4 separate regions of the Homo sapiens genome follow, and regions 1, 2 and 4 are each linked to region 3. A link is a contact called in ENCODE Hi-C or POLR2A ChIA-PET data. All regions are on one chromosome and are shown on one strand. Each heading gives the region's core, a stretch centred on a gene start or an enhancer-like site at or near the end of the contact. The rest is flanking DNA. Distances are from core to core; before and after follow the strand shown. Region 1 holds the start of GHET1 (gastric carcinoma proliferation enhancing transcript 1). Region 2 overlaps ZNF786 (zinc finger protein 786). Region 3 holds the start of ZNF212 (zinc finger protein 212). Region 4 holds the start of ZNF786 (zinc finger protein 786).

Evidence for each region. A loop is a pair of places that touch in the nucleus more often than their neighbours do. ChIA-PET counts read pairs that join two places held with the same protein, here RNA polymerase II (POLR2A). Pooled maps may share reads with other maps.
Region 1: a map with no recorded cell type shows a loop between it and region 3 (9-fold over the local background). The contact joins the promoter of GHET1 here to the promoter of ZNF212 in region 3. A Hi-C loop is called at or near these places in 1 of 37 single-sample maps with no recorded cell type and 9 of 50 pooled maps. POLR2A ChIA-PET finds 5 or more read pairs at or near these places in 1 of 52 experiments (HCT116).
Region 2: a pooled map shows a loop between it and region 3 (3-fold over the local background). The contact joins the enhancer-like site here to the promoter of ZNF212 in region 3. A Hi-C loop is called at or near these places in 4 of 50 pooled maps. POLR2A ChIA-PET finds 5 or more read pairs at or near these places in 3 of 52 experiments (K562, Panc1 and WTC11).
Region 4: a map of CD8-positive, alpha-beta T cell shows a loop between it and region 3 (21-fold over the local background). The contact joins the promoter of ZNF786 here to the promoter of ZNF212 in region 3. A Hi-C loop is called at or near these places in 2 of 168 maps with a recorded cell type or tissue (B cell and CD8-positive, alpha-beta T cell), 3 of 37 single-sample maps with no recorded cell type and 14 of 50 pooled maps. POLR2A ChIA-PET finds 5 or more read pairs at or near these places in 2 of 52 experiments (H1 and K562).

Annotation. Positions count from the first base shown.
Region 1 is chr7:148,984,472-148,991,182 of GRCh38, forward strand. It overlaps GHET1 (gastric carcinoma proliferation enhancing transcript 1), which reads left to right and starts at 3,056. Exons shown (of 1, transcript NR_130107.1): 1 at 3,056-4,958. It also overlaps RNY1. RefSeq lists a silencer at 2,703-2,772 and enhancers at 2,915-3,415, 2,983-3,032, 3,353-3,402.
Region 2 is chr7:149,064,274-149,071,284 of GRCh38, forward strand. It overlaps ZNF786 (zinc finger protein 786), which reads right to left. Exons shown (of 4, transcript NM_152411.4): 4 at 5,368-7,011. The coding sequence ends at 6,150. Among named protein-coding and RNA genes, the nearest start is that of ZNF786, 23 kb to the right of the region's middle. RefSeq lists an enhancer at 1,032-1,914 and a silencer at 1,404-1,633. Within about 2 kb of position 1,663, at least 38 of the 41 ENCODE cell types and tissues checked have a DNase peak (open chromatin) inside an H3K27ac peak, as active enhancers do; they include Panc1, where a contact is called at or near this core.
Region 3 is chr7:149,235,107-149,241,741 of GRCh38, forward strand. ZNF212 (zinc finger protein 212) reads left to right here and starts at 4,545. Exons shown (of 5, transcript NM_012256.4): 1 at 4,545-4,696. The coding sequence starts at 4,673. RefSeq lists an enhancer at 4,312-4,606.
Region 4 is chr7:149,085,465-149,092,259 of GRCh38, forward strand. ZNF786 (zinc finger protein 786) reads right to left here and starts at 5,254. Exons shown (of 4, transcript NM_152411.4): 1 at 5,159-5,254. The coding sequence starts at 5,176. RefSeq lists silencers at 5,196-5,495, 5,616-6,105.

The sequences.
Region 1 (6,711 bases), core at 1,806-4,305, 250 kb before region 3:
TTTGGTATTGGAAAATATCCCCTTTCTCTTCGCAAATGCCGCGCTTTTGCAAATCAAAATTATTTTGGCTTCAAACTACTGTCTGTGCAATGACAGTAGGATATAGTGTGCAATATTTGGGACATACTTATGCTAAAAATCTATTTACACTATTGTTCAAATTTGACCAGGCATCCTGTATTTTATCTGACAATCCTATCTTATTCAAATACGTCTTAGGAAAGAACTAATGCCAAACTCTTTTCTTCCTCAAGTTATCATATTACTCTGAGCTGGCCTTATAGTTGCACTGGGCATTCATTATTGCTTTGCAGATATTATCTGGTTAGGAAGTTTCTGGAGATAGGATACATATGTCATCAAGACTGATAGAATTGTGCAGTCTCATATCTGTGGAATGAAATCAACCTAAAGTCAGAGAAATTGACTCTGCTCTCGTGTTAGTTTCGTAGTGTCCATATTAACAGTTATTCCACCATCAACTACATACTTTTTTCTCTCTCTCTCCCTCCCTCCTAACTATCCATCCATCTATCTTTTAGTTTTTAGCAATGTTTCCACTGACTGGAATAGTACAGCAATTGGTTTCATGGCTTTGTTGACATTGTTTGATTGCTGGTTTTTCTTTGCGGGGTAGCAGAGAGAATACTTTTGGGGAAGAAAGGTTATTCTGGCTCTGCAAGCAATGAACTCAGTGGCTGACTCTCGGCTGCTTATGTGATCTCTCTCAGAACCTCAGTTTCTTCATTTGTAAAATGATAATGTCTGTCATACTAATTTAACTGGACTGCAAAGAATATTAAATGAAATAGGTCATATGAAAATACCCTGTACCTTATAAAACACAATACAAATGTATTCCTTTGCAAATATCAAATGGTGACTATGGCCAATAGACTGTTACTCTCTTGCAATATCATTTAATTGCCATTATTCCTGAGATACAGTGACAGTCCTGTGTTCATAGCTGGTACGTGATCATAGCAACATCAGTTGGCTTGAACAATCACTGTAATTAAGGCATATCTATTATTGAAGAAGCAGCAAGCTAGCTGTACGGGAAAAGCCTCGGGACTTAGATTGAGGAGACCCTTAAGTCTTGACTTCCTGATTCAGTTACCTCTCACCAGGTTCCCCCTCAACACCTGAGAATTACAATTCAAGGCCGGGTGTGGTGGTTTTTGCCTGTATTCCCAGCACTTTGGAGCCCGAGGTTGGCGGACCACCTGAGGTCGGGAGTTCGAGACCAGCCTGACCAACATGGAGGAACCCCGTCTCCACTAAAATACAAAAAATTAGCTGGGCGTGGTGGCACATGCCTGTAATCCCAGCTACTCGGGAGGCTGAGGCAGGAGAATCGCTTGAACCTGGGAAGCGGAGGTTGCAGTGAGCCGAGATCGCGCCATTGTGCTCCAGCCTGGGGAACAAGAGCGAAACTCCGTCTCAGAAAGAAAAAAAAAAAACAAAAAACCCCACAGGGAAGCTCTTGGGAAACCCACATGTGCCCTCAAGGTGCCTTGGGTTACTTTCACCTATAAGAAAAATTTAAATATTCTTTTGTTGTATACACATTTGTGGCAGTCACACTGTACTGCAACACCACCACAATCTCATCAAACAACACTTTGCCTCGAGGCTGTTAGGAATGTATACTTCCATGTAGCGAAGAGGGAAGGAAGATCAGTGTAATGACCCTTTGTTTCTGATGAGGAGGCAGCTGCGTGGCTTTCTAAAGGCTACATAAGAACCTAAGGGCTGAACCAGGATTAGAAAGTGGCTCTGGTGCCTCACGTGGTGAGCATCCCGCAATGTACTCTGCCCTCTTCCGCCTTCTCTATTTTCAAACTCTTGGACTTGGTTTGTCTTCCTCCAAAATACTTTCTCTCTGAAAATGTTCACATCTCTTAGCTTCAAAACTTAACTGGATTGTCGACTTTGAAATGCCTCTTAATTTTGTCCATTGAGTGTTGTATCATCAAATACCAGTCCTTAATCCTACTGATATTAAAACATTAAAAAAATCCTGGCCGTGCGCGGTGGCTCACGCCTGTAATCCCAGCACTTTGGGAGGTTGAGGCAGGAGGATCACTTGAGGTTAGGAGTTCAAGACCAGCCTGGCCAACATGGCGAAACTTCGGTCTTTACAAAAATAGAAAAATTAGCCAGGCGTGGTGGCGCGCGCCTATAGTCCCAGCTACTCAGGAGGCTAAGGCAAGATAATCGCTTGGACCCACGAGGCGGAGGTTGCAGTGAGCCGAGATCACACCACTGCACTCCAGCCTGGGTGACAGAGACTCCAGCCTGTCTCAAAAAAAAAAAAAAAAAAAAAAAAAAAGAAAGAAAAGAAAAGAAAAAGTACAAGAAAAAGAAAAACCCCTATTCACCCTCATCCCATTTCCTGTCTTTGATCTCTTAGGACATACTATACCATCTTTACCAATAATTGGTCCGTAGTATCTATTACTATTTATTTGATTTTTGTTTTCTTTTTCCTTCTTGTCTGTGATGGGTTTTCCCAAATTTACTGTTTGTTTCTGGAAGAAAAGAATAGTACTTCGTTTTCCCCCTGTATTCCATGCTTTATTTAATGATGCTGACTTTCAACATTTTAAAATTGAGATGAAAACAAGAAACGAGGGATGCCAGGAGAGTGGAAACTCTCGTAAAAGACTAGTCAAGTGCAGTAGTGAGAAGGGGGGAAAGAGTAGAACAAGGAGTTCGATCTGTAACTGACTGTGAACAATCAATTGAGATAACTCACTACCTTCGGACCAGCCAATAAGTCCTCCTACTGTTTGAACTATTTAAAGCCCCCAAATTTGTTCATTTTCCCCTTACAGTGATATTCTGGTTTCAGTTTACTGATGACTATATTTACAATATTAATGATATATATATACTCTAAGAATTCCCTGGCACATCTATTTATCAATAGCTGGAAAAACGTACTGAATAACAAGAATCAGACGTGTTGCTAAGCATCCTGGGAAAGAGATATGCAAAATTAGCATTTCGTCATCAGGGCGTCTTTCCCCCGGTTTGTCTTGAGTGGCTCAGCCACCGCAAGGTACCAGAGAGCCGCCCAATCTGCGCTGGCCTCCTTTATCTGTTTGCTGTGTGACCCTCCGGACAGCTCTGTGGGACCTGGAGGAAACTGTGAGCCCTACAGATAAAGTCTGTGCTTCCAGCGTCGGTAAATCCCAGCAAGCGCCACTACCTGGAGGCTGACACTTTCCCATCTTGGCAGTCAGCTCCCTACAGAGGTGCTTCTCCCACTGCCCAAGATCCCTGCCTCCTCCTTAAACCCCAACTGATAGAACAGAAACCACCACCTAAGGAACGTGAAGGGGAAGCATCTGAAACACCAGAAGATCTTGGATTGTTCCTGAGGACTTCAGAATCTACAGGGACAAAAGGCAGAAGCAGGAAGTCCGAAGTAAAGATGACTAAGAAAAGGCGGGTGGAAAAGATTTCTGTGAAAGTGTCAGAGGCAAAGCTCTGAAAGACCTGAAACTCATGCCGAAAGCAAAGAACAGCAAAAAGACAGTAGGGATGTGTCTGGAGCAACAAGGATCGGGCTGTTCCTGGGGCAGCCGAATTCACAGCTCTGTTTTACTCCTAATGGAGGATCTTCCTGCTGCAGCGGCGAGTAGACCTTACTGTAAAGGTGCAGGCAAGGGGAGGGGAAGGGCAGGCAGCTGCCCATTGGAGTTCACATCTCCAAGCCTGAGAAAATGTGTTCCTGGATGCCCCAAGCCAATGGAAAAGCAGAATCATTGACTATGTTTGACTCCTTCTGGTACCTAGCACAGTATCTGGGACACAGCAGGTGCTATGTAAATGTGTTGAGTGAATGAATGAATGAATGCCATTGAGGAGAATGAATAACCCCAGAAAACTAGACATGGGTAGATGTTGTCCTAATTTCAAAAGAGGGGAAAATGAGAGTGAGAGTTTCATAAATGACAATCTCTAAACGATGTTGCTCTCTAGCAAAATTCTAGAATGGATTATTTTAAGAACAAAGCAGGTAAACATTGGCAGCCAACTTGAAATTAATAAGAAAAAGGTGTGCGCCAGAATAGTTTTATTTCCTTTTGTTTTTCATTGTACAGCTTGATTTGACTAAGTTGTTTATACCTTTCACTCTGCCTTTGCATGCACTGGGGGTGATCTAGTCTACTATGTGGACTGGAAGTCCACCCAGTGGCCAGGCTCAGAGGCAGGGAAGGGGGGTTGGTGCCATTCTGGGAGAGGAGGTTTCTGGGGCTGTTTCTCAGCCAGATCCTGTCTCATCTGTTTCCAACAACCCCACAAATGAAGACACTGAAGCTGACTAATCAAATTGACTGATGCCCCAATAGGTGTCATGATATGCAGTGAGAATCCGGCAGGCATTAGAGATGAACAGCACGGGCTGCAGCCACATTATCTCAGCTTGAGTCCTAGTTTTCACCAGCTACTAGCTAGCTATCTCTGGTCAAGTCACTTACCTTGCTTGAGCCTCAGTTTCTCCATCTAGAAAATGGTCATAATCGAAGTATCTATCTTATAGGGTGTTGGGAAGATTAACTGAGAAGCCACATAGAGTTTACTGGCACATTAAAAAAAGAAACTATAAGAATGTTAGCTGTCCTTTTGCACGGCAAAAGGAACAGTAAGCAGAGTAAACAGACAACCCACAGAGTGGGAGAAAATCTTCCCAATCTATACATCCGACAAAGGACTAACATCCAGAATCTACGAGGAACTCAAATTAGCAAGAAAAAAACAATCCCATCAAAAACTGGCCTAAGGACATGAATAGACAATTCTCAAAAGAAGATATACAAATGGCCAACAAACATATGAAAAAGTGCTCAATATCACTAATGATCAGGGAAATGCAAATCAAAACCACAATGCAATACCACATTACTCCTGCAAGAATGGCCATAATAAAAAAAAAATCAAAAAAATAATAGATGTTGGTGTTGATATGGTGAAAAGCGAACACTTCTACACTGCTGGTGGGAATGTAAAGTAGTACAACCACTATGGAAAACAGTGTGGAGATTCCTTAAAGAACTAAAAGTAGATCTACCATTTGATCCAGCAATCCCACTACTGGATATCTACCCAGAGGGGAAAAAAAAAGTCATTATATGAAAAAGATGCTTGCACATGCATGTTTGTAGCAGCACAATTCGCAATTGCAAAAATATGGAACCAGCCCAAATGCCCATCAACCAACAAATGGATAGAGAAACTGTGGCATAGGGCTGGGCGCCGTGGCTCACGCCTGTAATCCCAGCACTTTGGGAGGCTGAGGCAGGCGGATCACGAGGTCAAGAGTTTGAGACCATCCTGGCCAACATGGTCAAAGCCTGTCTCTACTAAAAATACAAAAATTAGCCGAGTGTGGTGGCGTGCACCTGTAGTCTCAGCTACTTAAGAGGCTGAGGCAGGAGAATCGCTTGAACCTGGGAGGCGAAGGTTGCAGTGAGCCAAGATCACACCACTGTACTCCAGCCTGGCAACAGAGCAAGACTCTGTCTCAAAAAAAAAAAAAAAAAAAAAAAAAAAAAAAAAAAAAAAAGAAAGAAAAAAAAGAAAAAAGAAACTGTGGCATATATATACAATGGAATACTACTCAGCCATAAAAAGGAGTGAATTAATGGCATTTGCCGCAACCTGGATGAGATTGGAGACTATTATTCTAAGTGAAGTAACTCAGGAATGGAAAACCAAACATTGTATGTTCTCACTTATAGTGGGAAATAAGCTCTGAGGATGCCAAGGCATAAAAATGATACAATGGACTTTGGGACTTTGTGGGGGAAAGGGTAGGAAGGGGATGAGGATTAAAAGGCTAAAAATTGATTTCAGTGTATATTGCTCTGGTGATGGGTGCACACCGAAATCTCACAAATCACCACTAAAGAACATACTCATGGCCGGGCGCAGTAGCTCACGCCTGTAGTCTCAGCACTTTGGGAGGCCGAGGCAGGCGGATCACGAGGTCAGGAGATCGAGACCATCCTGGCTAACATGGCAAAACCCCGTCTCTACTAAAAATACAAAAAAAAAATTAGCCGGGCATGGCGGTGGGTGCCTGTAGTCCCAGCTTCCTCTCATGCTATGTAGATGTCACACCTGGTCCAACCCATCTTTGGGTCCCTGGTAAATCAGACACCGCCTCCTCAAGCCTGCCTATAAAATCCGGTGCACTCCACTGAGGTCTGGAGGTCCCATTTGGGTGCACCTCTCTCTCGAAAGAGACAAAGCTGTTCTCTGGGCCGGGTGGGGTGGCTCACACCTGTATTCCCAGTGCTTTGGGAGGCCGAGGTGTGCAGATCACATGAGGTCGGGAGTTTGAGACCAGCCGGACAAACATGGAGAAACCCCGCCTCTACTAAAAATACAAAATTAGCCGGGCATAGTGGCACATGCCTGTAGTCCCAGCTACTCGGGAGGCTGAGGCAGAAGAATGATGTGAACCTGGGAGGCGGAGCTTGCAGTGAGCCAACATCGCACCACTGCGCTCCAGCCTGGGCGACAGAGCAAGACTCTGTCTCAAAAAAAAAAAAAAAAAAAAAAAAAAAAAAAAGAACTTACTCATGTAACCAAATACCACCTGTTCCCCCAAAATCTATGGAAATAGAAGCTTTTAAAAAATTAAAGGCTGGGTACGGTGGCTCACGCCTGTAATCCCTGCACTTTGGGAGGCCA
Region 2 (7,011 bases), core at 413-2,912, 170 kb before region 3:
ATTTTTTAGTGGAGACGGAGTTTCACCGTGTTAGCCAGGATGGTCTCGATCTCCTGACCTCGTGATCCTCCTGCCTCGGCCTCCCAAAGTGCTGGGATTACAGGCGTGAGCCACCGCGCCCGGCCATAATTGGTACCATTTCACCAAAATAAAATTTAAAGTGACAGTTTGCTCCAATACAGCTATGAGAAATTATCTTCTTCAAAACATTTTGCACCAGAAAAGCAAAACATCACTTTCCCTAGAAGGTGACAAAGCAAATAAGGAAAATGCCCTTTAGTTTCCTAGTAATTAGAAAACAGAATAGAAGCTTGACTAGGCAGTCACTACCCCAGAGACGCAACACCATTAACATTAATAATACCACGCCTGTAATCCCAGCACTTTGGGAGGCCAAGGCAGGCGGGCACGTGGTCAGGAGTTCGAGACCAGCCTGGCCAATATGGTGAAACTCAGTCTCTACTAAAAATACAAAGCTTAGCCGGACATGGTGGTGCGTGCCTGTAGTCCCAGCAACTCAGGAGGCTGAGGCAGGAGAATCACTTGAACCTGAGAGGCGGAGGTTGCAGTGAGCCGAGATCGCGCCACTGCACTCCAGCCTGGGCAACTGAGTGATACTCCGTCTCACTCACACACACACACACTCGCCGGGGGGGGGGGGGGGTGGCGCACGCCTGTAATCCCAGCTACACACACACACACACACACACACACACACACACTAGCCGGGCGTGGTGGCGCACGCCTGTAATCCCAGCTGCTTGGGAAGCTGAGGCACGAGAATCGCTTGAACCCGGGAGGCGGAGGTTGCAGTCGGCTGACATGGCACCACTGCACTCCAGCCTGGGTGACAGAGCGAGACTCCGTCTTAAATAAATAAATAAAAAGAAAATGGAAGTGCCTAATATTGCAATTCAGCATTGTACTTTCACATGTGCCCTTTATGGGAATCCTTTTCTTTTCTCACCCGTAATTTCCTGTTCTTTCTCCCAATCTGCACCTCATCCAGCAGAGTCTCCGCCCACAAGCTGCGCTTAGGGAAGCAGGCACTCTCCGGAAACTCTGGACTGAGTAAAATCAATGGGTGCGTGCGGGACTCCTCCACTGATTCTTTGATTCCACAGCATTTGTACAGCACCCACGGGGGCCCCACACTAGGTGGGAAACGAAGATGAAAAGTCGCAGTCTCTGTTCCAAAGACCGCAGAGCCCAGGGCTGCGTTTCCTTCCCGGCCTTTTGTCCAGGCCCCAGGGAGCGAGCTGGGGGAAGGCTCCCCGGCCAGGGCTTCCCCACAGATTTTACTAGGTCAGGGCAGCCCCGGGGAGGCGCCTCCTCCCAGCCGGAACCGCCCGACTCCGCTTCGTCCTCTTGGGCCCACGGACCACTCCCCACTGCCCCAGCCCCAACACCTGCAGATCCTGCGAGCCCGAGCCCTCCCGCGACCGCCCAGAGAGGGTCTGACACCCGAAGGGGAACCCCAGGGACTAGTCCTGCCGTAGTCTAAGCTCTGGTCTCGCGGAGGAAAAGCAGGGGCGGCCCCCGTACGCGGGGCCTGCGCCCTTCAGCCCCAGCCCCACCCTGCGCGACCCCGGGATCTCGCTCGGCGGCGGCCGTTGCCCAGGGCACAGGCAGGGCATGCTGAGAACGCTCTGCCTTTCCTGTGCCTGGACACGGCTCGGGCTGGGATCCCACAGCGCCGCCTTCTGGCGGGAGGCACCCCCGCGGCGCTGTGCATTCTGGGCTCCCTGGATCTCTGAACTTGAATTGGAGCTGCTCCAAGCTCTCCAGAGATAACCTCCTTTAGGGTTACACGAGATTGCCTCTGAAATTGATAGGTATGTAAATTAGTAGGGATTTGGAGAATGTGTAACGTCGCCATTTTCGGTTTCAATTTTTGCTACTACAAGCCGCCTGTCTTCACAATGAAACTGTGTTATCGGCCGGGCGCGGTGGCTCATGCCTATAATCCCAGCACTTTAGGAGGCTGAGGCGGGCGGATCACCTGAGGTCAGGAGTTTGAGACCAGCCTGGCCAACATGGTGAAACCCCGTCTCTACTAAAAATACAAAAATTAGCCGGGCGTGGTGGCACGCGCCTGTAGTCCCAGCTACTCGGGTGGCTGAGGCGGGAGAATCACTTGAACCCAGGAGGTGAAGATTGCAGTGAGCCGAGATCGCACCACTGCACTCCAGCCTGAGCAACAGAGCAAGATTCCGTCTCAAAAAAAAAAAAAAAGAAAAAAGAAACTGTTATTAAATAAAATAATAGGAGTCCATTGGTTCGGACTCAGCTCCAGCACTAGGCTCCAAGAGACCACACCAAGATGGAGTTACTCATGCAAAAGTGCCACATCACCAAACAGGCCAGCATAAGGAAGACCCCTCTGCTTTTTTTTTTTTTTTTTTTTTTTGAGACAGAGTCTCACTCTGTCGGCCAGGCTGGAGTGAAGTGGCACAATCTTGGCTCACTGCAACCTCTGCTTCCCGGGCTCAAGCACTTCTCCTGCCTCAGCCTCCCAAGTAACTGGGATTACAGGGGTGTGTCACCACGCCCGGCTAATTCTTGTATTTTTAGTAGAGACGGGGGTTTCACCATGTTGGCCAGGCTGGTCTTGAACTCCTGACCTCAGGTAATCCACCTGCCTCGGCCTCCCAAAGTGCTGGGATTACAAGTGTGAGCCACCGTGCCCGGCCAGAAGACACCCCCTCTGCTTTAACCTTTAGAAGAAAAAAGTAACTTTGAAACAACCAACCCACTTTTAGTTTTCTGTTTCTGCTTTTCCCAAGCTTTTTCTGTCCATAAAACCAACCGCGGGCCGGGTGCAGTGGCTCACACCTATAATCCCAGCACTTTGGGAGGCCAAGGTGGGCAGATCACGAGATCAGGAGTTCGAGACCAGCCTGGCCATCCTGGTGAAACCCCCGTCTCTACTAAAAATACAAAAAATTAGCCAGGCATGGTGGCGCATACCTGTAATCCCAGCTACTTGGGAGGCTGAGGCAGAATTGCTTGAACCCAGGAGGTGGAGGTTGCAGTGAGCCAAGATAGCGCCACTGCTCTCCAGCCTGGGCGACAGAGGGAGACTCCTTCTTAAAAAAAAAAAAAAAAACCCGCCTTGGCTGGCTCATCCAAACACTTATTCTGTTTTTCTGTTTTTGTTTTTGAGACCGAGTTTCGCTCGTTGCCCAGGCTGGAGTGCAATGGCACGATCTCGGCTCACTGCAACCTCCGCCTCCCGGGTTCAAGCGATTCTCCCGCCTCAGCCTCCCGAGTAGCTGGAATTACAGGTTCGCATTGCCACACCCACCTAATTTTTTGTATTTTTAGTACAGACAGGGTTTCACCATGGCCAGGCTGGTCTTGAACTTCTGACCTCAGGTGATCTGCCCGCCTCGGCCTCTCAGAGTGCTGGGATTACAGGCGTGAGCCACCACGCCGGGCCACTTATTCTGTTTCATGGGATGAAGTGTTGCTCAATTCTAGAATACCAAATAAGCCAATTAAGATTTTTAAACTAAATGTGTTGTAATTTTGTCTTTTGACAGTGCCATTGTACAGGTGATTCACTACTCCACCACTCCACTCACCTACTCACAATGACGGTTTTCAACATTTCAGGAACGGTTTCTACCTTAGGCTCAGAGCAATTCCTACTTCTCCCTCATGAGGAATTGGAGGAGGTGGTGATAAAATTCTTCATCTGGTTGTGAGGTGGTATTTCACACAACTCCTTGATAAATATTGGAGGTGATACTGGATACAGGAAAACTTACAATAATCAGATTGTTACAGGTAGTTAGGCATCAACAGGGCAGCAGAGGGCTCTCTCCCGACCCACTAGAAATGTCAGGTGATGGTTCAGCAATTAACAAATTGCCTCTCTAAGAATGAGAATTCGGCAGCCAGGGAGAGACAATCTCTTGATGGTCCACACCTGTTAACATTAAAAGTGTTAATTGAATACAGCCCCCCAAGCAGCAGCTTCTTGGGCACCCGTGTTAAGAGACAAATGGCGAAGTATAGGCCGGGCACGGTGGCTCACACCTATAATCCCAGCACTTTGGGAGGCTGAGGTGGGTAGATCACCTGAGGTCAGGAGTTCAAGACCAGCCTGGCCCACATTTTATATTTTTTGTATTTTTAGTCTCTACTAAAAATACAAAAATAGGCATGGTGGCACGTGATGGCGTGCGCCTTTAGTCCCAGCTACTCAGGAGGTTGAGAAAGAAGGATCACTTGAGCTTGGGAGGTGGAGGATACAGCGAGCTAAGATCATGGCACTGTACTCCAGGCTGGCTGACAGAGACTCCAAAAAAAAAAAAAAAAAGAAAAGAAAGGCCGGCACCGTGGCTCATGCCTGTAATCCCAGCACTTTGGGAGGCTGAGGCGGGCGGATCACGAGGTCAAGAGATCGAGACCATCCTGGCTAACACGGTGAAACTCTGTCTCTACTAAAAATACAAAAAATTAGCTGGGCGTGGTGGCGGGCGCCTGTGGTCCCAGCTACTTGGGAGCCTGAGGCAGGAGAATGGCATGAACCCGGAAGGTGGAGCTTGCGGTGAGCCGAGATCATGCCACTGCACCCCAGCCTGGGCGACAGAGCAAGACTCCATCTCAAAGAAAAAAAAAAAGGAATTTATAATTATATATTATTCTGTATCTTTATATATTAATTATATATTCTATAATTTTTTTGAGATGGAGTCTTGCTCTGTCTCCCAAGTTGGAATGCAGTGGTGCAATCCCAGCTCAATGCAACCTCCACCTCTGGGGTTCAAGCGATTCTCCTGCCTCAGCCTCCGGCGTAGCCAAGACTACAGGTGCATGCCACCATGCCCGGCTAATTTTTGTACTTTTTGGTAGAGATGGTGTTTCACCATGTTGGCCAGTCTGGTCTTGAACTCCTGACCTCAAGTGATCCTCCTGCCTTGACCTCCCAAAGTAATGGGATTATAGGTATGAGCCACCACGCCAGGCTATATTCTATAAATTCTAAAGAGAATGAAAAGGACTTGCCAAGCTTCCTTTGGGAGATACTAAATTTGTTTTTTTTTTTTTTTTGAGACGGAGTCTCGCTCTGTCACCCAGGCTGGAGTGCAGTGGCTTGATCTTGGCTCACTGCAAGCTCCGCCTCCTGGGCTCACACCATTCTCCTGCCTCAGCCTCCTGGGACTACAGGTGCCTGCCACCACACCCGGCTAATTTTTTTTTTTTTTTTGTATTTTTAGTAGAGACAGGGTTTCACTGTGTTTGCCAGGATGGTCTCGATCTCCTGACCTTGTGATCCACCCGCCTCAGCCTCCCAAAGTGCTGGGATTACAGGCGTGAGCCACCACCCCTGGCCCAAATTTTTTTTTTTTTTTTTTTGAGACAGTGTCATACTATGTCATCCATACTGGAGTGCAGTGGCACCATCATTGCTCACTGCAGCCTTGACCTCCCTGGGCTCAGGCGATCCTCCCACCTCAGCTTCAGGAGTAGCTGGGACTACTGGTGTGTACCACCATGCCTGGCTAATTTTTGTATTTTTAGTAGAGACAGGGTTTTGCCATGTTGCCCAAGCTGGTCTCAAACTCCTTGGCTCGTGATCCTCCTGCCACGGCCTCCCAAGTGCTGGGATTACAGGCATGAACCACTGTGCCTGGCCTAAATTTACTTTTATAACAATTACTTTTTAAAATGTCAGAACTTCCTTATAATTACACACATATATTTTTATACAAATGCACAAAGGTAATCACATCTTATCTGGATTTCTGTGTGCACCTTTTCTTAAAAATGTTAACAATCACATATAACCTCGTAGAAATTGTTTTCGTTTGCAGATGCCTCCTTTTTCATAAAATTATGTCCTTGTTTTATAATGCTGTCTTTTCCAATATAGCTGGGATCACGCCACTGCACTCCAGCCTGGGTGACAGAGCAAAACTCCATCTTGGAAAAAAAAAAAAAAAAGAAAGAAATATAATTGGTGATGCTTCTGAAGAGAAAATCCTTTGTGGTTCTTCATATTCCTAACTTGCATGACACTCTTGCTCAAAGAAGGATACCTGCTCCTAAAACCCGTCTACCAGCGGGTCTGGCTACTGTTGCTGTGGATTCCTGGGCAATACCAATCCTGCTCAACGCTTTGGATGTCCCACTCTGCCTCAACTCCAATCGGCCTCTATCATTGCAAACAGTTGGCTGAGCCTTTTCTTAATGTCCAGTTCATTTGGAGCAGGACAGGATTTTGTGTGTACTCTGATGTGCTCCGCAAGCTTAGACTTGTAAATGAAGCCCTTCCCACAATCGCCACAGGCAAAGGGCCTCTCGGGCCTGTGGATGCGCTGGTGCCTCAGCATGTGTCCCCTTTCCCGGAAGTTCTTGTCACACTCAGGGCAGTGAAAAGGCCTCTCCCCTGTGTGCAGGCCCTGATGGCTGAGCAGCTGCGCCTTCAGGCGGAAACTCTTGTCACACTTGGGACACTGAAAAGGCTTCTCTCCCGTGTGCGTTCTGATGTGCTCGATGAGCTTTGAGTGTTTCACAAAGCCCTTGCCGCACTCACAGGAGAAAGGCATCTCCCCGCTGTGCAGCAGCTGGTGGGCCTTCATGTCGGCCTTCACGCGATAGCGCTTGTCGCACTCCGGACACTGGAAGGGCCTCTCTCCCGTGTGCAGGCGCTGATGGCTGAGCAGCTGCCCCTTCAGGCGGAAGCTCCTGTTGCACTCTGGGCACTGGAAGGGTCTCTCCCCGCTGTGCACGCGCAAGTGCTCCGTGAGCTTGGATTGTCTGGTGAAGCCCTTGCCACACTCCCCGCACGAGAACGGCCTCTCCTTGCTGTGCGTGTGCTGGTGGGCCTTCAGGATGCCCTTCAGGCGGAAGCGCTTGTCGCACTTCAGGCACTGGAAGGGCCTCTCCCCGCTGTGCACTCTCAGGTGCTCACGGAGCTTGCACTGGTGGGTGAAGCCTCTGCCACACTCGCTACAGGAGAACGGCCTCTCCCCACCGTGCCGGAGCCGGTGGGCTCTC
Region 3 (6,635 bases), core at 3,295-5,794:
TGTAGAGATGGAGTCCCATTATGTTGCCCAGGCTGGTCTCCAACTCCTGGCTTCAAGCAATCCTCCCACCTCAGCCTTCCAAAGTGCTGGGATTACAGGCATGAGCCACTGCACCTGGCCAAGATAAATATTATTAAAACATTATTTTAACAATGTATATTATTTGTTTGTTCAAAGAATACTTTTTTCTTTCACTAAAAATGAGGGTCTGGGGTGAGATGATGTCTAAGGTCATTTTCAGCTCTGCATGTTGCATTCATATTCTACAAATGTAGAGATGCCAGGCTACAAGTACTAAATGTCTATTTTCTTGATTCTTGGAATACCAATGCTACTAATGGGAATAACTGTGAACTTCATTTAAAAGTTTTTTAAGCCGGGTGTGGTGGCTCATGCCTGTAATCCCAGCACTTTGGGAAGCTGAGGCGGGCGGATCACGAAGTCAGGAAATTGAGACCATCCTGGCTAACACAGTGAAACCCTGTCTCTACTAAAAATACAAAAAAAAAAAAAAAAAAAAAAAATTAGCTGGGCGTGGTGGCGGGTGCCTGTAGTCCCAGTTACTCAAAAGGCTGAGGCAGGAGAATGGCGTGAACCTGGGAGGTGGAGCTTGCAGTGAGCGGAGATCACGACACTGCACTCCAGCCTGGGTGACAGAGAGAGACTCTGTCTCAAAAAAAAAGAGGAAAAAAAAAGTTTTTTAAAACGGACTGGGCGCAGTGGCTCATACCTGTAATCCCAGCACTTTGGGAGGCCGAGGCGGGTGGATCACTTGAGGTCAGGAGTTCGAGACCAGCCTGGCCAACATGATGAAACCCCCTCTCTACTAAAAATACAAAAGTTAGCTTGGCGTGGTGGCACACACCTGTAATGCCGGCTACTTGGGAGGCTGAGGCAGGAGAATCGCTTGGACCTGGGAGGCGGAGGTTGCAGTGAGCCAAGATTTCTCCACTGCACTCCAGCCTCGGCAAGAGAGCGAGATTCTGTCTCAAAACAAAAAACAAAAAACAACAACAATTTTTTTTGAGATGGAGTCTCGCTCTGTGGCTTAGGCTGGAGTGCAGTGGTGCAATCTCGCTCACTGCAAGCTCTGCCTCCCAGGTTCACACCATTCTCCTGCCTCAGCCTCTGGAGTAGCTGGGACTACAGGCGCCCGCCACCACACCTGGCTAATTTTTTGTATTTTTAGTGGAGACAGGGTTTCACCATGTTAGCCAGGATGGTCTCGATCTCCTGACCTTGTGATCCGCCTGCCTTGGCCTCCCAAAGTGCTGGGATTACAGGCGTAAGCCACCACACCCGGCCAACAACGTTTTTTAAAACAGCATATGTCAAGATTTGAATGTCAGTTGGAAAAAACAAATGGGTAGTTTCTAAGAGACACAACAAAGCCACATTTATCCTGCTGAACTCATTGCAATACAAGGCTTGGACCTTGCAAAAGTAAAGCAGAGAGAAGAAATTGCCTGTTATCAAGTGCTTGCTGTATGCCGGGCACTTGGCTACATAAGCACTTTACATAAATTCTTTCTTTTAGTTCCATCAGCAACCTTAGGATGAGGTGTTCACATTCTCAGTGGAAGACAAGGACACTAGGGCAGAGTGAGCATGAGCCACAGCACTTAGTAAATGAAGGATCTGGGACTAAACAACAATAATGATCATGAGTACTTCTTGAGCTCTTCCTCTGTGCCAGGTACTGTTCTAAGCACTTGACTTGAATTCACTCATTTAATTCACACAACTCTATGAGCTAAGTACTGTTATCTATTCACCAATAATCATGAGGAAACAAGTACTAAGAAGTTAAAGACCTGACCAAGTTTCACATCTAGTAAGTGGCTGTGATGGTGAATACTGAATCAACTTGATCGCATTGAAGGATGTAAAGTATTGATCCTGGGTGTGTCTGTGAGGGTGTTGCCAAAGGAGATTAACATTTGAGTCAGTAGGCTGGGAAAGGCAGACCCACCCTCAATCTGGTGGGCACAATCTAATCAGCTGCCAGCACAGCTAGAATATAAAGTAGGCAGAAAAATGTGAAAAGACTAGACTGGCCTAGCCTCCCAGCCTACTTCTTTCTCCCATGCTGGACCCTTCCCACCCTCGAACATCAACGAACATCAGACTCTAGGTTCTTCAGTTTTGGGACGCAGACTGGCTCTCCTTGCTCCTCAGCTTCCAGATAGCCTATTGTGGAGCCTTGTGAGCATGTGAGTTAATACTTAATAAACTCCCCTTTATATAACATTATATATATATCCTATTAGTCTGTCTAGAGAAACCTAATATACTGGCAGTGCTGGGCTAGGGACCCAGACGGTCTCACTCCCCAGCCCCACTTAGCAAATCACTGTGCCACACTGTCTTCATCAGCCCGGGGGACTGCAGGCGCCACACCATCTCCACCAGCCCACGTGATTGCAACCCTGGTGCCTGGTGCTGCCTCCTTTGCAGGCTGGAAATTTGATCTGAACCTTTTTCCAGACTTCCAGGCTCAGAGTCTGGGATGCTGAAACATGCTCATTTTCAAGAGACTGAGGTATACATGTGCATCAGCTTCACCTGCATGTTGCCTCCCAGAAGCTACCTGGCAACATGCAACGTCAGAAGGTTGCCTTGTGAGTATAGAAATAGAATAGAGGGAATGAGTTCTACGACCGAACTGTTTAATGACCTCAGCATCCTATGTCCTGATATTGTGCCTGTGGAGGATAACATTTTTATTTTATTTTTAAAGACAAGATCTTGGTCTGTTGCCTACGCTGGAGTGCAGTGGTGCGATCGTGATTCACTGCAGCCTTGAACTACTGGGTTCAAATGATTCTTCCACCTCAACCTCTTGAGTAGCTGAGACTACAGGTGTGCACCACTACTCCTGGCTCATTTTAATTTTAATTTTAATTTTGTAGAGACAGGGTCTGCCTATTTGCTCAGGTTGGTCTCAAACTCCAGTGATCCTCCTGCCTTGCCCTCCCAAAGTGCTAGGATTACAGGCATGAGCCACCTCACCCATGACACATTTTTTTTTTTTTCTGTATCTGACACCAAGAGTTTGTTGGTCTGAGAGATTAGGTCAGACCCTCTGGACAGGATCTCCCTGACTGACCGGTTTCTTCAGCCTGGCCCATTCTTTCTCTAGATTTATTAATGATTCAGTGACGTGCCCGTTGATCTAGTTGCCCTGGAAATAATGCCTCTGTTTGAGATGACATTTCATATCCTTACACTCTGATTCACCATTCAATCATTTACAAATATGAACACTTCTGTGTACAACAAATGGAGGATACAGTAGACAGACATTTCAGTGGAAGAGATACAGATAATTAATATGTAAATGAGTGAAAAAGAGAGATTACTTCAGATGGTGATAAATGGTATGAAAAATTTCCAGCAGGGTAACGAGATTGAGTATTGAGATGGAGGATGGTGTGGGGCTGTAGAAAGGGGGGACTGGGGATATCTCTCTGAGGATGTAGAATCTGAACTGAGCCCTGCATGTGAGGAAGGAGCCAGTCATGATCTTAAAAGTTTCGTTCTCCGCCGGGTGGGGTGGCTCACACCTGTAATCCCGGCGCTTTGGGAGGCTGAGGTGGGCGGATCACCTGAGGTCGGGAGTTTGAGACCAGCCTGACCAACATGGGGAAACCCCGTCTCTACTAAAAATACAAAATTAGCCAGGCGTGGTGGCACATGCCTGTAATCCCAGCTACTAGGGAGGCTGAGGCAGAAGAATCGCTTGAGCCCGGGAGGTGGAGGTTGCAGTGAGCCGAGATTGCGCCATTGCACTCCAGCCTGGGCAACAAGAGCGAAACTCCATCTCAAAAAAAAAAAGTTTCGTTCTCAGAGGAAACACTTCACGCCTATCCTGTGAAGTGGAAGTTCATTGCTTGTCTCCAGAGAGACAATGGTATAAATTAGGCAGCTATGGTTGCCGTAGTGTTGCTGGTATTGGGGATTAAGTACATGGCGATTAAATGGTCATGTGGCCGTGCTTTCCAACAAAAATTCCAGACACATCGTCTTACATGTAGCATGAGGACTGGAAATATTTGAAATCAGGGTTGTCTTGGACTTTCCAAGGCACATGATTACCATAATTAACAGGCTACAGAGGGCTGGCCTGGGCCTGACCCCACGCTCCACACTGTTGATATGGAAACTGTTCCCAGTTTCTAAAAAGCCAAATAACAGGTGAACTTTTGGAATAAAATCACTTGCCTTTTGGAACCATATTTCTTTTCCCCAACAACATTACATGTTCTTTCCTCAGCAAAAAGTCTGAGTTGTACACATTTTTGAATCCCTCAAAGCATTTAGCAGAGTGCTGGGCATACGGAAGACAGCAGGATCCCGTGGCTTTGCCTGAAACGCGGAACCTGGTCTTGACTTTTGAGTGACTGAGCCCTCCTGGTGCCCGCACTCTGGCCGGGAGTGCCAAGCAGCGTTCTCCCTCCCGCCGCACGGGGGCACAATGGGAAGCCTGCACAGTGAGGAAGAGCGGCTGGAGCCGGTCTTGTGCCGGGGAGGTCGCTGCTCCCAGAATGCACCTGGCATCAACACGGCGGCGGCGGCGGCGGCTTCCAACAGGCTCTGGGGCGCCGAGCGGACAGGAACGCAGCACGGGGGCTCCGAGGCGGGGTCTGGGTGTTGAGGGGCGACTGGAGCCATGGCGGAGTCGGCGCCTGCTCGGGTAAAGAGGCACCGGCGCGCTGGCTCGAGGGCGCGTTGGGGATGGCGGAGTCCCCTGCCGGGGGCGGGGCTTCGCGGTTTGGACGCCGCCGGGGTCTTGGTTTCCCGGGGCTGCCGTTGGCGCGGGTGAACGCGGACCCTCCTCTTCGCGACCCCAGTGCTCTGCCCTTTTTTCCCTCCGCTTCCTTCTGCAGCGGGGTCGGAGCCTCGGCGCCGTGCGCCCTTGCCCAGAAACTTCTCTGACGCTTGCTTTAGGTTGGTGGATTTGTGACCCTGCCCACACATTTTCTCTTTCGTGCCAAAAGAGCCCGTTCCCAGGTTGGAGTGTTTCCAGATTGGAAACGGTCTCCGTCGCTACGAGTGAGCTCTCCCGCTGCCCGGGAGACCCCAGGACTTGCCTCTCTGCGACCACCTCCTCTTCGGTCCGATGTGTTGTCGGTTTTTCCAGTGCTGCAGATTTCTGTCTGGGGGTTGCAGCCACAGGTTGAAGTCAGCCTGGGCTGCTTCTCCTTGGGGACGGATGTTATCTACAGTGCAGTTGCTGCATTTTGTTTGTAGAGCTGCCCAAACTCTCTCCTTCACCCCCCCCCCAACACCCCCCTCCCAGCCCACCGACCATCCCCATTCTGGGAATGTCAAGATACGGAGTTTGGTGTGAGGAAAATCCTATTTGTGGAGTCACGAAGCTTTCAGCTGTCCATTTGGGTGATTTTAGGCAACTGTGTTCGCTTCTCTGGGTCTCTTTCGTTTTCTTAACTGTAAATCGAGAGTGTTGGAGTAGTTGCTAGATGATCTCCAAGGCTTTAAGTTTCCTTCCAGCTCCGACATTCTCATACTGTTCCCATACTGTTTCAAAGTAGTGGTTAATTTAACAACACCAGAGGGTTTGCAACGGAAGGGGCAGCTGGAATTGAATTGACTTTTAATGAAGTGTTCCTTGGTCTAGAAACACTTCGAGAATCATGTTAGATCTTTGTGAGAATGGAGGGCTAAGGAAATTCTGTGGGGAAAATTTGACCATGAGCAGGGTGCGCTATATTTGATTCTTGTAGAAAGTGCGTTAAGAACTAAGAACGGAGAGATTGGGAGACTTAGAGAACACAGTATTTGCTTTCAAGGAAGTTAACAGTTGAATTGGGAAGACAAGACACAAATGTTTACAATATTAACCTCATCTGACTCCTATAAGCTAGGCTGAGCCAGTCAAAGACTTGGCTTTTCCACAAGATCTAGTTAGTGTTAGAGTCCGGCGAGAGGATTCTGCCACAGTTCTTCCTGCCAGGTCACTCCACAATTACCTACATGTCGTCAGTAGACCTTGTTAGGAAGAAGCCTTAAAGGTCCACCACAGGCCAGGCGCAGTGGCTCATGCCTGTAATCCCAGCACTTTAGGAGGCCGAGGAGGGCGGATCACGAGGTCAGGAGTTCAAGACTAGTCTGGCCAATGTGGTGAAACCCGGTCTCTACTAAAAATACAAAAATTAGCCGGGCGTGGTGGCGGGTGCCTGTAGACCCAGCTACTCGGGAGGCTGAGGCAGAATAATCGCTTGAACCTGGGAGGTGGAGGTTGCAGTGAGCTGAGATCGTGCTATTGCACTCCAGCCTGGGTGACAGAGCAAGACTCTGTCTCAAAAAAAAAAAAAAAAAAAAAGTCCACCACAATCCCAAACTATGCCTTAAATAACATGAATCTGTCGTTGTAGAACTTATTCAAATTGTTCTTGAGCCTGTTTCTCTTCTCAGACATTTCAGGTGTCTGTCATTTAACAGTAAGCTCAAGTAGGTGCCCTGATGAAACAACTGAAAATGCTGGAAAACCCTGCACATAAATGCATTTGAAATGTATTTTAGTAAAGAATACTTGGAGCCCCAAAACTTAAGCGAAAGAGGAAACTCGAAAGTGATAGAGTTCTGAAGCCAACTTTGAGGGCATTGGCCAA
Region 4 (6,795 bases), core at 4,004-6,503, 150 kb before region 3:
TAGCTACCTGAGAGGCTGAGGTGGGAGAACTGCTTGAGTATGGGGTTTCACCATATTGGCCAGGCTGGTCTCGAACTCCTGGCCTCATGATCTGCCCGCCTTGGCCTCCTGAAGTGTTGGGATTACAGGCGTGAGCCACCACTCCTGGCAATATAGTTTTTTTCTAATTGTCATTGGTAGTTTGATAGGAATAGCAATGAATCTGGAAACTGCTTTGGGCAGTATGGCCATTTTAACAATATTGATTCTTCCTATCCATGAGCATTAAATGTTTTTCCCTTTGTGTTATCTCTGGTTTCTTTGAGTAGTGTTTTGTAATTCTTGTTGTAAAGATCTTTAACCTCCTTGGTTAGCTGTATTCCTCGGCATTTTTGACTAGATGTGAATGGGACTGTATTCTTGATTTGGCTTTTAGCTTGGATGTTGTTGGTGTATAGGAATGCTACTGATTTTTGTACACTGATTTTTGTATTCTCAGACTTTGCTGAAGTTGTTTTATCAGATCAAGGAGCGTTTGGGCACCCTATGGGGTTTTCTACATATAGAATCATACAGTCTGCAAACAGGGATAGTTTGACTTCCTCTATTTCTATTTGGATGACTTTTATTTCTTTCTCTTGCCACACTGCTCTGGCTAGGACTTCCCATCTTTTTGTTATATTCATTATGAAATTTAGAGTTGAGTTTTAAAAACTCTGACTCCTTTAAATTTGTCTTAGTCTGTTTAGTATTGCTGTAAAGGAACACCAAGGTGGGGTAATTTTTAAAGAAAAGAGGTTTATTTGGTTCACAGTTCTGCAGGCTGTATAAGAAGCACATCACCAGCATCTACTTCTGGCGAGGGCCTCAGATGGCTTTTGTTCATGATGGAAGGTGAAGGGGGCTGGGCACGGTGGCTTACACCTGTAATCCCAGCACTTTGGGAGGCCAAGGTGAGCAGATCACCTGAGGTCAGAAGTTCAATACCAGCTTTGCCAATATGGCTAAACCCTGTCCCTACTAAAAATACAAAAATTAGCTGGGTGTGGTGGCAGGGGCCTGTAATCCCGGCTACTTGGGAGGCTGAGGCAGGAGAATCGCTTGAACCCAGGAGGCAGAGATTGCAGTGAGCCAGTATCACACCATTGCACTCCAGCGTGGGTGACAGAGCGACACTCTGTCTCACACACACACACACACACACACATACACACAAAAGGTGAGCTGGCATGTGCACAGATCACATGGCAAGAAGAAGCAAGACAGAAGGGGGGATGTCAGGCTCTTTTTAACCAGCTCCCTCAGGAACTAATAGAGGACAGCACCAAGACATTCATGAGGGATCCACCCCCCATGACCTAAACACCTCCCATTACAGCCCACTTCCAACAGCGCAGATCCTTTTTTTTTTTTTTTGAGATAGAGTCTTGCTCCATCGCCCAGGCAGGCTGAAATGCAGTGGCACGATCTCAGCTCACTGCAGCCTCCACCTCCCAGGTTCAAGCAATTCTGTCTTGGCCTCCCAAGCAGCTGGGACTACAGGCGCCTGCCAACATGCTCGGCTAATTTTTGTATTTTTAGTAGAGGCAGGGTTTCACCTTGTTGGTCAGGCTGGTCTTGAACTCCTGACCTCAGGTGATCCACCTGCCTCAGCCTCCCAAAGTGCTGGGATTACAGGCGTGAGCCACTGTGCCCAGCCGCAAATCCAATTTTGACATGAGATTTAGGGACAAATATCCAAACTGCAGATATAGCAACACTTAAATCAGAAATTCATTATTTTAACTTTAAGGAAATATAGTCATTTCTGCTATAATCCTTGTTTTGAAATGTGAATTTGTTCCAACATGATTATTAGGAGACAATATATTACAAAATTTTGCATTTGCTTATGTGCAATTCTGTCTATAAGAAACACTAGATTAGTGGTTCTCAATCAGAACAATTTTGTCCCCTGGCAACATTTTTTATTGTTATAATGTGGGGAAGCGGGGTGGCCTATGGGCATCTAGTGCGTAGCAGCCAAGAATAGTGATAAACATCCTACGATGCGCAGGACAGCCTGCAAAACAGAAAATTATCCAGCACAGGATGTTAGTAGTGGCAAGGGTGAGAAACTTTGTACTATGTGAACAAACAGAACTGGGCTGCATAGACATACGCAAAATGCACACATGCAACACACTTCAAACATCAGATTACCCTGTGTTATGAGCCCTACCCATTCACCTCCGGGGTCACAACTTTCCATCTCATTTCAGATAACCTTCCTTTCACCACTTCACAATAGCTCACAAACTGCAACCCTTGCTATGCCCACTTCCACAAGCACATTTCAGGTAGTTCTTTTAGGTTTTTTTTTTTTTTGAAACGGGGGTCTCTGTTGCCCAGGCCAGAGTGCAGTGGTGCCAACACAGCTTACCATAGCTTTGATCTCCTGGGCTCAAGTGATTCTGTTGCCTTAGCCTCCCGAGTAGCTAGGACCACAGGGATATGCCACCACACCTGGCTAATTTTCTGTAGAGAGGGGTCTCACCATGTTGCCCAGGCTTTTTTTTTTTTTTTTGTCTTTCTTTCGAGACCGAGTCTTGCTCTGTCACCCAGGCTGGAATGCATTGACACGATCTCAGCTCACTGCAACCTCCGCCTCCGAGGTTCAAGTGATTCTCCTGCCTCAGCCTCTCGAGTATCTGGGATTACAGGTGCCCGCCACCACGTCCAGCTAATTTTTTTATTTTTAGTAGAGATGAGATTTCACCATGTTGGCCAGGCTGGTCTTGAATTCCTGACCTCAGGTGATCTGCCCACCTGGACCTCCCAAAGTGCTGGGATTACAGGTGTGAGCCACCACGCCTGGCCTGCCCAGGCTTATTTCAGGCAGTTTTTAAGGCAATTGAGATAATTTATTACTCATTAAAGTGCATAAAACTGCTTTTAGGTTCTTTCAACACATCACTGATTAAAGTTTGAGTATTGTATGTGTAACATTTCTCCCAATAAGCTCTGTGGTTTTTATTGCACAATTTTGCATAGCACTATGATTTTTAGAAATGCATATGCTGTATTATTGCAGAACTGAACGTATGTTTATACTTGTGTTAAAGATACTCATTCTCTCCTCTTCTCTGATTAAAATTCCTTACTTTTAAAACTTTTTTAATTTTTAGAAGTTTAAAAATCCAGAGAGTTACAGAGAAAACTATAAGCATCCTAGTATTCACCACTGACTTAACAAGTTTAACATTTTTCTTCAGAGTTCCTTTTAATGAAATAGAATGTGACCGGTGAAACTCAAGTTCTTGTGGTTCCTCTCTTCAATCATGTTCTGATATTGTCACATTCTCCTTCCTTTGTAAAGGCAAACATTATAAATAATATGGGAACTTTCCAGTTCATTTTAATACATATATGTATCTGTAAATATTCAGTATTACTTTGTGTCTTTTATACGTAAATACTTTATTATACTTGTATTCTTCCCTCAACATTTTGGGATCTGGCCCTGTTGAGTTTCTTTTTTTTTTTTTTTTGGAGACAGAGTCTTGCTCTGTCGCCCAGGCTGGAGTGCAGTGGCGCGATCTCGGCTCGCTGCAAGCTCCGCCTCCCGGGTTCTCCCGCCTCAGCCTCCCGAGCAGCTGGGACTACAGGCTCCCGCCCACACGCCCAGCTAATTTTTGTTTTTGTATTTTTAGTAGAGACGGGGTTTCACCGTGTTAGCTAGGATGGTCTCGATCTCCTGATCTCGTGATCCGCCCGCCTTGGCCTCCCAAAGTGCTGGGATTAGAGGCGTGAGCCACCACGCCCGGCCCTGTTGATCATATATGTAGCTAATTTATTTTAATTTTGTATAGTGTTCCACCGTCTGAATGTCACAAGTTTGTTTGTTTTTGAGATAGAGTCTCGCTCTGTCGCCCAGGCTGGAGTGCAGTGGCGCCATCTCAGTTCGCTGCAACCTCCACCTCCCGAGTTCAAGCAATTCTCCCTACCTCAGCCTCCCGAGGAGCTGGGATTACAGGCGTCCGCCACCACACTCAGCTAATTTTCGTATTTTTTAGTAGAGACAGTTTTTCGCCATGTTGGCCAGGCTGGTCTTGAACTCCTGACGTCAAGTGATCTGCCCACCTCGGCCTCTCAAAGTGCTGGGATTACAGGCGTAAACCACGGCGCCTGGCCTGAATGTCACAAGTTTTAAAATCCATTCTTTTACTCATTAATAATTTATTTTCAGGTCTGTGATTTGGCTGTTTATATCCTTTCCCCATATATATAGGTATGTATATATTTTTGGAGACGGAGTTTCGCTCTTGTTGCCCAGGCTGGAGTGCAATGGTGCAGTCTCGGCTCACTGCAACCTCCGTCTCCCGGGTTCAAACAATTCTCCTGCCTGAGCCTCCCGAGTAGCTGGGATTACAGGCGCCCGCCATCATGCCAGGCTAATTTTTTGTATTTTTAGTAGAGTTGGGGTTTCACCATGTTGGCCAGGCTGGTCTCGAACTCCCGACCTCACGTGATCCACCCGCCTCGGCCTCCCAAAGTGCTGGGATTACAGGCGTGAGCCACCGCGCCCGGCCTAATTCATTTAATAATCAGCAAAAATCCTCAACATTAAAGTTTACAAGATAAAAATACCCTCTAAACCTCGATTTTAAGAAACCACTAACTTAATTTTTTGTATCCTCTTCTACTCTTCCCAACGTATCATCTTACACTCAACCCAAATCACGCTAGACAATAAATTCTGACATTGAAGCCCCCGCCAAACACCATTTCAACCATTCGGAATCTTAAACTTTTTGGAACAGTTGTTCTGATTTCGGTGACTATGATGTAAAACTGGTTGACCTGTAACATCCACCTCTGGCCCCAAACCTTTCTATCCTTTCCACCGTCCGCTCCCCGTCCGCCCGGCATCCTCGCCCAGGCTCCGCCCCGCTCCTAGGTCGGCCTCGGTCCACGCTCGGCTTTGTCCAGGGGTTTGGCCACGGACAAGCCGCGGGAGCGGAGGCCACCTGCTCACCGCAGGGCCCGGAATCCACATCCCCAGCAGAAGCAGCCTGCAGACTCCGTCCTACCCGTGCACCGCGCGCACTCACGGGGACCCCAGGACACGGGCGAGCCCGGAACCCGAGGACCCACCACGACCCCGAAACCGGGCGTCCAAACAGGCTAGCCCGCTTACCCGAGGCGGCTCCGCCATGGTCCCCGCGGTCCCGCCCGGCCCTGGCAAACCCGACCGTCTCCGGCGGCTCCGCAGGAACCTGCCCTGCTGCGCACTGACTCCCCTCCGCTCCGCCCCAACCCGACTCCCACGCACAGCCCGGGTGGCCCCCAAACGCAGCGCCGGCCGGGCGCGGTGCATGCTGGGACCCGGCGCCCGGCCGCGGCTGCCGCTCAGTCCTACAGCGCCTCCTGCGGGAGGAAGAAGCGGCGCTGCCTGAGCGTCGGTCCTCAGAGGAGGGACCCAGGGGCCCGGGCGCCCTCAGAGCAGGCCGCAGCACGCCGGTCTTTGAGGGACCCTCGGATTCCCGGGATCTGGGGAGGGAAGCGGTCAGAGACAAGCTGAGGAGCTGGCCGGAGGGGAAACGGAGGGGCAGGACATGGAGAGATCAGGGACAGGGACAGGGAGAGATCAGGGACAGGGACAGGGAGACGCGCTCCACAGAAACCCAGACTGAGAGGCAGCGAGAGGGGAACCTCCGGTGCGGTTCCTCCCAAAGCCGCCCCCGAGACAGGCTTCGTCTGTGAGGGGGTCCCGGGAATCCAGCGAGGCCGGAAAGTGGGTGGGGGGCGCGCGCTGCCCGCGGTGGCCCGGGGCATCCGTCCCGCCGGGGGCGCGGAGGCCGTGGGGGCCCCATGCTTGTCCCGCCGGGGACGCGGAGGCGGGGTCCGCCCACCAGGTCCGGTCGCCGTGGGTCTAGAGCCCTCCGGGCTCCCCGGGCGGCCACGCTCCTTCCTTAGCAGAGAACGGCCTTGGGCAGAGACCCCATGCGGAAGCCACCCCGGCCTCAGGGCCGCCTGCAGGGACTCAGGGTGGCCCAAGGCTGCGGTCGGGCACCCCGGGCCCCGGCAGGAGACAGAGACAGAGTAGGAGGAGAAGACGGAGGAGGCCATGACACAGGGCGTGAGAAACACGAGAACGCAAGAACAGGGGAGAGGTGGGGAAACCAGGAAGAGACAGAAAGGAGAGAGGGCGAGGAAGGGGGTGGCGATTGTCTCCAGAAAATCAACCTCGCATTCTGTCTTAGTCATGTCTTAGGTGTCAGGCTGAAGTAGCAAAGGAAAAGTGTGTAGTTTGGAGAGGATGTGCATAAGAAATAAAATAGTCCCTGCGTAGGCTGAGGAGCATATACGCATCTGTGTTTGCCACAGAATCGTGAAATGTACATGCACCTTACTGTTTAACGTTTTTTATTTTTACAACTGTTATACAGTACAATTTTTTTTTTTTGGAGACAAAGTCTCACTCTTGTCACCCAGGCTGGAGTGCTGTGGCGCAATCTCGGCTCACTGCAACCTCTGTCTCCTGGATTCAAGCAATTCTCCTGCCTCAGCCTCCCGAGTAGCTGGGATTACAGGCATTTGCCACCACGCCCGGCTAATTTTTGTATTTTTAGTAGAGACGAGGTTTCACCATGTTGGTCAGGCTGGCCTCAAACTCCTGACCTTGTGATCTACCTGCCTCGGCCTCCCCAAGTGTTGGGATTACAGGCGTGAGCCACCGCGCCTGGCTTTTTTTTTTTTTTTTTTTTTTTTTTTTTTGAGACAGAGTCTTGCTCTGTCGCCAGGCTGGAGTGCAGTGGTGGGATGTCGGCTCAC